2 separate regions of the Mus musculus genome follow, and region 1 is linked to region 2. A link is a contact called in ENCODE Hi-C data. All regions are on one chromosome and are shown on one strand. Each heading gives the region's core, a stretch centred on a gene start or an enhancer-like site at or near the end of the contact. The rest is flanking DNA. Distances are from core to core; before and after follow the strand shown. Region 1 overlaps Ank (progressive ankylosis). Region 2 overlaps Ank (progressive ankylosis).

The links. A loop is a pair of places that touch in the nucleus more often than their neighbours do.
Region 1: a loop to region 2 is called in a map of regulatory T cell, with 2.0 times the contacts of the local background. The contact joins two enhancer-like sites. A Hi-C loop is called at or near these places in 5 of 37 maps with a recorded cell type or tissue (gastrocnemius, left cerebral cortex and regulatory T cell).

What each region holds. Positions count from the first base shown.
Region 1 is chr15:27,556,648-27,562,206 of GRCm38, reverse strand. Ank (progressive ankylosis) reads right to left here. Exons shown (of 12, transcript NM_020332.4): 4 at 4,960-5,043. Among named protein-coding and RNA genes, the nearest start is that of Mir7117, 12 kb to the left of the region's middle. Within about 2 kb of position 2,582, at least 1 of the 3 ENCODE cell types and tissues checked has a DNase peak (open chromatin) inside an H3K27ac peak, as active enhancers do; it is left cerebral cortex, where a contact is called at or near this core.
Region 2 is chr15:27,484,867-27,490,224 of GRCm38, reverse strand. The region is part of intron 1 of Ank (progressive ankylosis); the gene reads right to left. Among named protein-coding and RNA genes, the nearest start is that of Ank, 21 kb to the right of the region's middle. Within about 2 kb of position 1,962, at least 3 of the 3 ENCODE cell types and tissues checked have a DNase peak (open chromatin) inside an H3K27ac peak, as active enhancers do; they include left cerebral cortex, where a contact is called at or near this core.

The DNA.
Region 1 (5,559 bases), core at 1,333-3,832, 71 kb before region 2:
TTGGAAGTAGCAGGCTTCATATTTACCATCCACAAAACTCCAAACCACAGTGGTGATGATATTCAGAGGTTGAAAATGGGTTGTGCGGTTGGTAGAAGTAAGTGACCGTAGTCAGAGGAGACTGAAGTCATGATGAAGTGTAAATCTCTCTCTTGGATGGCTCCGTCCTGAAAACGGAGTTTACAGTGCATCCTGCAGACGCCAGAAATGTGGCCAACTTCAACACTGCATCCTCAGAACATAGAGGAGCTCCATGGATACTCAGGTATGAGCAGGCAGCTGAGAGCATGGGCGACTTGGGCAGACACAAGCTGGGGAGGTGTTCACTGTCTCATTCACCCAGCGTCACCCACATTTGCCATGCCAAGAGGACATGCTGGGGTGTGATGGAAGTAAGGACCCCCATGGTGTCCCCATGCTGTTTTGAGATGGACCAAAGGCAGTGAGCTGAAAGATATGAAGACCAGCAAGAGGAAGCCTTGCTGGGACACAGTGAATGGATGCCTAACTACTTGCTTTGCTAACTAGACAGGCCTCCCTCGGATGCCCTTTTATGCATGCTTCAAGTAGGCTATCCATAGCAAGCTCTACATTTTTGCCATCCACATAAAGTGCTCTGTAAACCCTAGTGGTGGTGTGTAGAGCCTGAAACCTGATTGCATGGGGGGAGAATGCAGAACTCAGCATGTCCTCCAATCCTTAGCTGTCAGAACAGAAACCTGAGGAGCAGGGCTGTGGAGGAGGGCCTGGACCAGAGGGAGAGATGCACCAGAGAGGAGTAAGCATGTGGGGGTGACTAGAGAGCAGCAGCCCCATGCACCACAAGGGTGACAGGTGAATGTGGTCCAGTGGAGCTCCCAAGGCCAAGGTGAAGCTGCTATATCAGCCTCCCTCTGAAACTGTAACAGACTGAAGCATGCAGCCCAGCACCAGCCTCAAGCCTTATCTCTTCATGGAGGACCACACCATTTACCAACTCAAATAACACCTGTGTACTCTGCATTCTAGTCCCGAACCAAAAGCGTGTCCCATTATGCTCAGGAGGAACCTGCCGTGTTAATGGTGAGGATACTCTTCCCAGTGAAATCGTGTTCTGGCCCCAGGCTAGCCCCGGTACTCAGTGAGAGAGAGAGAGAGAGAGAGAGAGAGAGAGAGAGAGAGAGAGAGAGAGAGAGTGAGTCAGTCCCAGAGTGACTTCACAGGGCTGACAGGGAGGGGAAGGCAGACCTGTGCAGGAGACACGCTGAAAAGGAAGTAGGGAAAAATGGGGGCAGCGAGGGGAAACCGTCCTTCCAAGAAGTGGCTGTGTGATAATAAAGAGAAAGACAGAATGCAGCTCAAGAGATACACGGGGCTCCAGAGAAAGCTGCTTGCTGCCCTTGTGTTTTCTGGGTATGTGGATGTGTCCAGACAATCGTCCAAGGGGACAGAGGGTCACTGAGAACTAACTAATAACGCTCCTGAGAAAGCAGCTGAGGTGCAGGTAGAGAGGGCAGCCTTGAAAGACCTCACCTCTCCGAATGAGGGGACATGGAGGCTGGAGGTTTAAGTTTGCGGGACAGTGGCCACAAGAAAAGAATGTGGTCGCTTCAGTTTCCTCTGTGAAGTGGGAACCGAGGTCATCCCGTGGGAAGTGTACCGCAGCTCCCCAGGGTCAGCTCAAGTCACCGAGCCCGTACACTTTGCAGCCAGAGCAGGTACAAGGGTCAGACAAGGTTAGGGTGTTGCCAAAGGCTATGCTGAAAGCCAGCTATGCTGAGAGGTTCTCAGATGGCCTCAGAAGGCAAGAGTGAGCTTCAGCAGAGGGTGGGGGGTACCAGGAAGGACAAACCGCTTCAGGAGAACTCTCACTTCGATGCTGAACGAGCAAAGAAAACCTGGGTGGTCATGGAAAAAAACAAACCAGTAGCATTTTCATCAAGTCCCTGGCATTGTCACTGACTGGGACAGCTGGCACGAGAGTCCCGTGTGGAGGTGGAGAGCAGATCACGTGCCTCAACTTGTACAATTGGGTGGACCCATCAACTCTGGGGCAATTTTTGTTTTTGTTTTTTTTAATATTGGGAGTTGCTAGTAGAGTTCTTAATATTATTCAGCAGTTTTCTCACTGATTTATTTTCTCACTCGTTCACTCGTACTATGAAGGATCCTGGGAAGAGCTGTTCCTTCCATGGAAGCTTCTGCAAGTCTGACTAGTCAGTGAGATATGGAGAAGATGAACGACCACAGACCCGGGGCCTAATTACAATTTATCCAGGGCCACCTTTAGCCTTGTAATAGCCATTCCGTGTCTGCCTCTCTCTGGTCCTGATGTCCTGACACTAACAGATAAAACCATTTGGAATGTATTAAAACAAACAAACAAACAAAACACCACTAACTAGGGCATCGACGGCTTGTAGCTGAGTCCCCCACTTCGCTTTGCTGCTACCTGACTGCACACCTGTTCCCACCAATGCATTTAGAAAGCATCTTGGTTTATGATCTTCTCTGTTCTGTTACTATAAAAACATCTTCAAACTAGTACCACACCCGGCATGGAATTTAGGGTAACCTAAATCTGTATTCCTCCACCATGGTGGCCCATATTTAGCTTCAGAATAAACTATCTCTAGCCCTTTGGGGATGAGAGTTGTGTTTTTGCATTGGCAGCGGCAAGGTAGATAGTTCAAAGTGCTTTGCATCTGGCCTGTTTACAAACGATCAGATTAGTTTCCAGGGACGTTTTCTGGTAATGAGCCGAGATAAGCATGTTGGGGTGGGGGACTGGGAATGGGGGGCAGAAGAGAAGACTTACGAATGAAAATTATATTTATTCTCCCAAACAAACTGTGGCAGGAACGCAAACAACAAGGTTTAAAATAACTACCAGGAACAGCCCGGGGCCAGACAGCATCTGAACCTCCTTCCCTTCCCCTAACCAGACTGTTGTTTCCAATAAGCAGGGGCCAGGATCAAGTTGGAAATGAAGGAGGAAAACGACTGTAGGCGTGGGGTAAAGTCTTTTCCATAAGCAAGTGTTTTTGTTTTCCTGTTCCTGGATGCTTACTATATTTATCTCAGGCAGAGCTAAATTCCTCTCCCCCACTTTTGGCTTTCTTTTGTCTTTGCGCCTTTGAAATAATACACATCTACACACTCCCGCTGAACGGCTGCTGCTGTTTGAAAGGCGAGCCGTTTCTCTCACTTCAAATTAAATAACGAGTGGGTAAGACGGCTTAGTCCAGCTCTCAGAGGATGCTGAGAGCAACACTGGGACAAATCTCTAATAGCTGTACAGGAAAATTAACAAGATATATCAAAGAATGATGCTAGCTGGTGTTCGGGCGCACACCCCCACATATGTTAGCAGGAATCATTTTCAATTACTTTTCCTAGTGATCTATGGAGTAAATGCAATTAATTTGGAAATTTAATTCTCCGTCCTTAGGGAGGCAGACCTAGCAGTTTAACCAGATGATTTCCAAGCAGTGGCTTATAGGTGGGGTGTACGGCCGAGAGGAATGCAGGCACTGCCTTCCAGTAGGCGGAATGGGGGATGAGATGATAGCCTAACCCTCCCTCCAGACACACATTATTCTCAAGCCCCACCCCACCTGCATAGCTGAGCTGTGCTCATACTGATACATTGTAGGGCTTGCATCCTCTTCCCAGAGATGTAAGAAAGCCGGGGCTAGTGTCAGCCCTGAGGGCTGGGACAGTGACGGGTAACACGAGCCTTCCTCTCAGACAAGTGGTCAGACAGTGGAATCAACTTCCGGCTTCATTTTTAAAAAACGTGGACATGCTGGCTAGTTTTATGTCAACCTCAACACAAGCTAAAGTCATCTGAGAAGAGGGAACGTCAATTAAGAAAATCCCCGCATAACATCTGGTCTGCAGGCAAGCCTACAGAGCATTTTCTTGGTGTTTGATGGGGAGGGCCTAGCTTATTGTGAAGGGTACCACCCCTGGGCTGATGGTCCTGAGTTCTACAAGAAAGCAGGCTGAGCAAGCCATGATGAACAAGCCAGTAAGCAGCACCCCTCCATGGCCTCTGCATCAGCTCCTGCCTCCAGGATCCTACCCTGAGTTCCTGCCTTGACTTCCTTTGATGATGGGCTAAGATGTGCAAGTGGAAGCCAAATTAACCCTTTTCTCCCCAACTTGCTTAGGTCACTTGCATGGTGTTTCGTCACAGAGAGAGTAGCCCTAACAAGACAGTGGGGAAATGACGTGTGAGAGACAGAACTTCATGGTACCCACACAAGAAGCCATGTTGAAGAATCATCCCAGTGCTTTTGCAGTCTGAGGCAGGAGGCTCAGGGTGTTCAAAGTCGGTCTCTGTGTGTGTGTGTGTGTGTGTGTGTGTGTGTGTGTGTGTGTGTGTGTGCGTGCGCGCGCGCGTGTGCCCTCACTTGTGTATTCACATGTGGGGGACCAGAGGTTTCTGTGAATATCCTTCTCCTTCACCCTCCATCTTCCATTCTGAGACAGGTCTGTCACTGAACCTGGAGCTCGCTGTTTCAGTGAGACTGGCTGGTGAGAAGGCCCTGGGATCAACCTGTCTCTACACCCCCAGTGCTAGGATTACAGACAAACATGCTTACACATTGTACCCAGGACTGGCGTTCTATACTCCGGTCCTCATCCTTGCTCAGCAGGTGCTTTACCCACTGAGCCATCTCACCAGCACCCTTACCAATCACTGCATGTTCCCACACCTCGGAAACGATGGTTCAGGTCTTACAGACATAACTTAGATCCGAACAACTCCATCCTAGTGAGACTGGACATACTCTGATCACACCATATTACCTTCCCTCGCTCATCAAGCAACCACGGGAATCCATATGGGATGCGAGCTGAGTGCTGGGAAGCACCCCACAGACGTAACTGTAAACATGATTCCACACCTCAGTTCCATCCAGCCACACGGTCACTCTGAGAAGCTGGGACAGACACACAGACCATAGTTACCTGAGCTATGACATCTGAGATTGAGGCACATCCCACCAGGAAACTGTATTTGTGTTTTAAGAGAATGCCAGCATGAGTCCACGCCTGCCGGAAAAAAGAGAATTTTCAGTGAGACACAGCTTGGATTATGGTGTTTCTGGCATTACGGCTTACCAGGTATTCCTAAAATACTCTCTACCCCTAAGGGTCATAGCAGTGGGTTTGCCAAGCCTTTTGCTGATATAAGTAACTTCATCTGGCGGCTAGCTTCGTGCTAGATCAGAGTGGATGATGGCACACACTTATTCAGTAGCACTGATGGGGAGGTAAGCTGACTGGTTGGGTTGGGTTGGTCTCTGTGGCTGGAAGCTGACTGACTAACAAGAGGGGAGGACACTAGAGCCCCCGGAGCACCCTTGATCCCTAAATTAGCTCTAGATTAGAGCTAAGGTTCCAAGGTGGTTCTGAGAGACTGACGTCATTGGGTCAAGAGCAGATCAGGGCTCTGAAAGAATGTGGTCTCCTGGATCTGAGCTGGTTTTGTGTGCCTGAAGGAGGCTAGGCAGAAGGTCCTAAAACAGGCAACCCGCAGCTCAGCCAGCAGCAGGTGGGGAGGGTGAT
Region 2 (5,358 bases), core at 713-3,212:
ATTTCCAATCGCATCTAGACACAGGTGGTGGCTTACAGATGTGTCCTCTCTGCCATTTGTTTCATGTGGCAGAGGACCTTGCTGGTTCACACATGCCTTGGACGACTTCAGGGATTTTTTCATGTTTGAGTCTGAAAGCTGTACCACTTCACTTCCTAACGCCTTTGTAAGGTGGGTCAAGCTCTCTGCCTTCGCCTCAGACAGCTGTGTTTCTGGAAACATCTTCCAGGGAAGACGGGAGCCATAGTGTTTGGAACTATTTTCTCCTTAAAACTACTCCCCCCAGGAGGAGGAAATTCTCACCCATCTATTGTATTGGTAACTTCTTCACGCAGTTCTACTCCTGTTTACTTAAGTGGGCGAGGAGGGAAAGGAGAATGGAGGGCAGCCAATAAAGAAAGCGGGTGTTGATCTAGACCTTCATTTAATTAGCAGATGTGGAAGACTTTAGCTGAGATGAGGAAATGGGGCTAAGGCTTCTTCCATCTCCTTGTACCTGAAACTCCACTGTACTGAGGGGCGAAGTTGCCATTGCTGGCCACAGTCTGGTTTGATGTGTTTGAAAGAAGGGTCTCTGTACTTAGCTTTATGTGCCCTAGAAGTCACTAAGTGCACCGTGCTGTTCTCGAACTCAGCGATCTACTGTCTCTGCCTCCTGGGTGCTGGGATTAAAGACCTGTGCCACAGAACCTGGCTGTCTGGCTCACTGTAAACACTAAGAAAGACTGTGAAGAGAAGGCAGTGCAAAGAGAACCAGAAGGAAGATAGTTATTTTAAAAGTTTAAAGTCTGTCACACAAATGTCTAGGAATACTACTCCCAGCTGGGCCTGTTGGTTTTCTCCTGTGATTCCACAACTTGGGATTGCAGAATGGGGAAGAGTGGAGTTATCCAGGGCTATATAAGATGTCTCAAAAACAAAAGACACACACACACACAATCACTCCTATGAGTCAAGTGTGTCAGACAGTATTTCTAAGTGTGTGTGAATTTCCTATCACTCTCTATATAGAACGGAAGGGACGCAGGAACATCTAGAGCCCACTCCTCAGGCACACGTGGGGAGCACAACCTGTGGAGAACAGGCCGAGACACACGGACCTGGGAGCTTGCCTAATAGTCAGTTGTATGTGACTTTTATCCCATCACTTATAAAAGGATTTCTCCCTTCTTCTCTTCTTCCACCCTCCCTCCCTCGCTCTCTCCCTCCCTCCCTTTCTTCTTTGCTGGAGAATGAGCCTAGGGCCTATGCATTTCACTGCTGGGTAGTATCTGCAGCCTTGCTATTGTTTCCTGTGTGGGTAAAGGGATGGTAGCTCAAGAGTAAACAGAAAGACTTAGGTAGTCAACTGATACTGTTTGGGGTCATTTCTACCAAAAACGTATCATTCAACACCAACCAAGTACTAACACAAAGTGCACAAGAGCGGGTATGCACGCGTGCACACACATGCACATGCACACGCAGACACACACTCCTGACACCTAATGAGAAGAACTGCTAAGCATGAAGGGAAAGCCGTTGGCTCTGGCCATCGTCTTACAGGCTGTCTTATGATCAGCCCCTTTTCCTCAGCACTGTGCAATTTGCCAGGAGAGGGAGGAAGCCAGTTACCCACTCAATGCAGAGCTCCCATCACACTGAGGAAGGGAAGTAAGCCACCAAATGAATGAATAGGTAGATAGTAACAAAATCGTGGGGAAGATAAGGAAAGAGAAGGCCCTGGCTGGTTCTAACAAAGACTCCTTTGTAGAGGAGGCCAGTGATGTGCAGCTGATGCAGGGCTGCTGAAGAAAGTGACTACCCTTGGGCCCTTAGGGACCTGCCACCTACCTAAAGGCAGGGAGCTTGCTCACAGAACCACAAGGCGAAGAAAGATCAGACAAAGGCAGGCACGGAAGGCTTCCAGGGTCCTCCTGTGATCTGGCTCAGAGCAGGTCCGTGCCTTCAGATCCTAACAACTGCTGTGGGCGTGGCGGGGAGTCACAAGCTGCCGATGCCCAGGCTTCCAAAGCACGGTGGGGCTGGAAGAGTCTGCTTGCTCTGGAGCCAGCCTCCCTGACAATCTTAGGATAAAGAGATTTTTCTCCTACTCAATATGGAACAAACATATGCTTGCAGACAACCACCGTTCACGCACTACGAGACTCTAGGAAATTGACAGTAGAAAACCCAGTGAGGGTTCTTATTCAATTTTTAGGCTTATCACTGCATTCTAGAAAGGAGGAAATCTTCATCGCTATTGCACCTTTTTTTTTTCTTCTTCAATAAGCTGTAATAGTTACCAAGCATGGACTGAATGTATTCTGAAGAAGACCGAGTTACAAATGACTTCCAGTCTGTTAAAAGATGGCTGGTTACATTGACCTCCCCCCACCCCCCGCCTCTCTCCAGAAGGCCAGAGCACAAACCCTGACACCATCAAACAGGAGAAGGAGAGAGAAAGGTGTTTTCATGCCACTGTGTTGTCTACTCCCAGGAAAAACAGCAGCACATACATAAGATTATTCCTCACTCTGGGAAACCACGAAGATATGCAACTGTGTGGAATTGAGAACCACTGTAAGGCTGACCCACTGTCCCATCTCCCAGAAGGTTACAGGATCAGTTTAGAAGTCTCACTATCACCTTCAGGGCAAATCCACACTTCACTTTCTAAGGTCTCGGTTTTACACCGCATTCCTTGTTTAACATTATCTAGCCTATTTCAACCAGTGTGTAAATATTTTAGTTTGGGGCTGATGGCGACCTCAAAAGAAAACCACCAAAATGCTGCCAAGGTTGTGTAACCAATGGCTTAATAATCTCCGTAAGGAAACATTTGCTCTTAAAGCACTAATGAGGGAGGGAGGGAGGGGAGCTTTCGTTTACAAAACAGATCTGTATATTTAAACACACCACACTTATTTCTGCACCCCACCCCCACCAGACATGCACCTGCGCCCTGGTGGCAGCCTAGCATATCAGATTTCTGTTCTGTGGGATCGGATCCTCACCACACAGGTGAGCCCCAGATACATTTCTCTTTCGTTGCCTCGTAGAAAGCTGGGGGGAGGGGGCGGGGAGGAGGGCACTCTGGTTCTATTTCTGACCACGCTCTTTCTCTTTGTGTAATGGTGAGAAAATAGAATCCTCACACCAAAAGGATTATGTCCCTCCAGTGTCACCCCCACACACAGATTGTCCCCAAACGACCACTGTTCACACTGCCTGCACAAAAAGCGACTGCTATTTATTAAGGCACTTCCTAGCTATGGGAGAGGGAAGCTCCAAGAAGGGCTCCTGATTGTAAGCCTTCTCTATATCCTTTACCACCTCCTACCTGGCTTCCCTGCGATGGACCCTCTGGGACTGAAACCTGTGCCTGCTGACTCTGTTCCCTCAAGAGAAACTGCCTCTTAAAGAACAGGCTTTATCTCACTAGAAAAACCTTCTCCTCTGAACACAATAATAAAATTGTTTTCAAACCGAGTATGGTGTCCACACTGGTGATCGGCAATCTCAGAAGGCTGAGGCAAGCTTAAGGCCAACTGAGGCTACACAGTTAGACCCTGTGTGCTGTGTGCACGTTGCAGAATGGCTGCACAAAGCAGCCGGTTTCAGCAGACATTAGAAGCAGATGTGAGACCGACAAACAAGTCCCAGCCATCCCTCCGTGCTGGTATTATTTTGCTTATACCTCAAAGTATCCTCACCTTTCCTAGTGTACACCCTGAGCTTAATGCACACACCAGGGTTACCAGGGTGTGTCCATGCGTTTGTTTGGGGAAACATCTAAGAAAGTTGGTTCACTGACCCTCCATTCATAGAGAAGAACAGGCTCTGTGTGACAGAGATGGGTGTGTCTGAACTATAAATCAGCGCCAGACACTTCCATGATTTTCCTTCACTCTTTGACTTACGCAAGCCCATCTGAAGTTCCTACTGCATGCAGAGTCTGTAGGAGAAGACCCCTATGGACAAGGGGTGTGCTGATGTCACACAGCAGCCCTGCCCTAGGGGATCATGGGAAGACGGAGGAGGGGAGGAGGAACAGTGCATGGCAGTCCATGTAAGACAGAGGCACTGCAGCACGTCTCAGAAGGGTGGGGTGGGATCAGTGGGACTCCTCTGCCTCCCCTGGAGCTGAATGCTAAGGAGAGGAAAGGGATTCATCCCAGAGGCAACCGGGGTAACTCAATCTGAAACTAATGAATGCTTGGCAGGAAAGAAAAAAAAAACCCTTTAAACAGACTTGACTTATGAGAAGGTGCTGAAAGGCCGGGGACTGTGCTGTGTGCCAGAAGGAACTGGCAACTAAAGTCCAGAGAGCCCGCATCACAGGGTTGGTTTTTTTTTTTTTCACACTACGATTACATTTTAAGAAAGTGGTACATATGCTGTGTATCAGAGGGAACTGTGCCCATGTTAGCCTAGGAGAGAACGGAGAAGGGGCCGAGAGAGAGATTAGGCACAAGCCACAGCCACGTGTTAGGAATGTTTGGGGACCGATAAGGGAGGGGCAGAGCCTGCAGTGATGCTCTTGGGGTAGCTCATGCCTTACTGGTGACCAGGAGCGCCCTCACCTCCTTCGTGTCTGATCATATGTGATCCAGAAAAAGGGAAGGGAGGAGGGTTAGGCACCAAGAGCATGGGGAGGCTTGCATGGCAGGCTACCCATGGATCAAGGTTCCTCCCCAGTCCTAGAGGACCCCTGCTGGGAGCACCATGCAGGGTGAAGGAGAGGGGGATTCAGTCGGGTTCATGCTCTGCAGACATCTGCAAGCACAACTCGACTCCTAGGCAGGCCGTCGAGAACATACTTTGCAAACTGCAAGTGGTCGACACAGGAGAAGTGTGGGCCCAGCAAGGAAGTACAATGCACACATTGTCACAAACTGAAACAATGCCCTAGGAGTGGTGGCACACACCTGCAGTCCCAGCACTTGCGGGGTGGAGGTAGAAGGATCTTTTCCAGCAATTCTCAACATATAGGTGTTTTCACTGCAGACAACATGATTGATTTTACATATATATTATACATTATATTATTATACTATATATTTTATGTATTATAATATTATATATTAGAGAATTCCTCTTATTAATGTGTATGTTCTAGTTAAAAAAATATTTTCTTTTGTCCAGCTTCCTAGTACCTAATGAACCTTGTCATAAATGATGCCTTCTGCATTACTTTCCAAGGAAAGGGTCAGGGAAGCTTAAGCCAAAGGTTACAAACAGGTGATTTTAAATTTACTCTCAGCAAAAACACAGCCATGACATAATGAGAATAGACCCCGAGTGCCCCTGAGGACTAACTAGAAATCTGCGGATGTGTAGGACAGGGCTAGGTCCCAAAGCAGGAAACGAGACCAT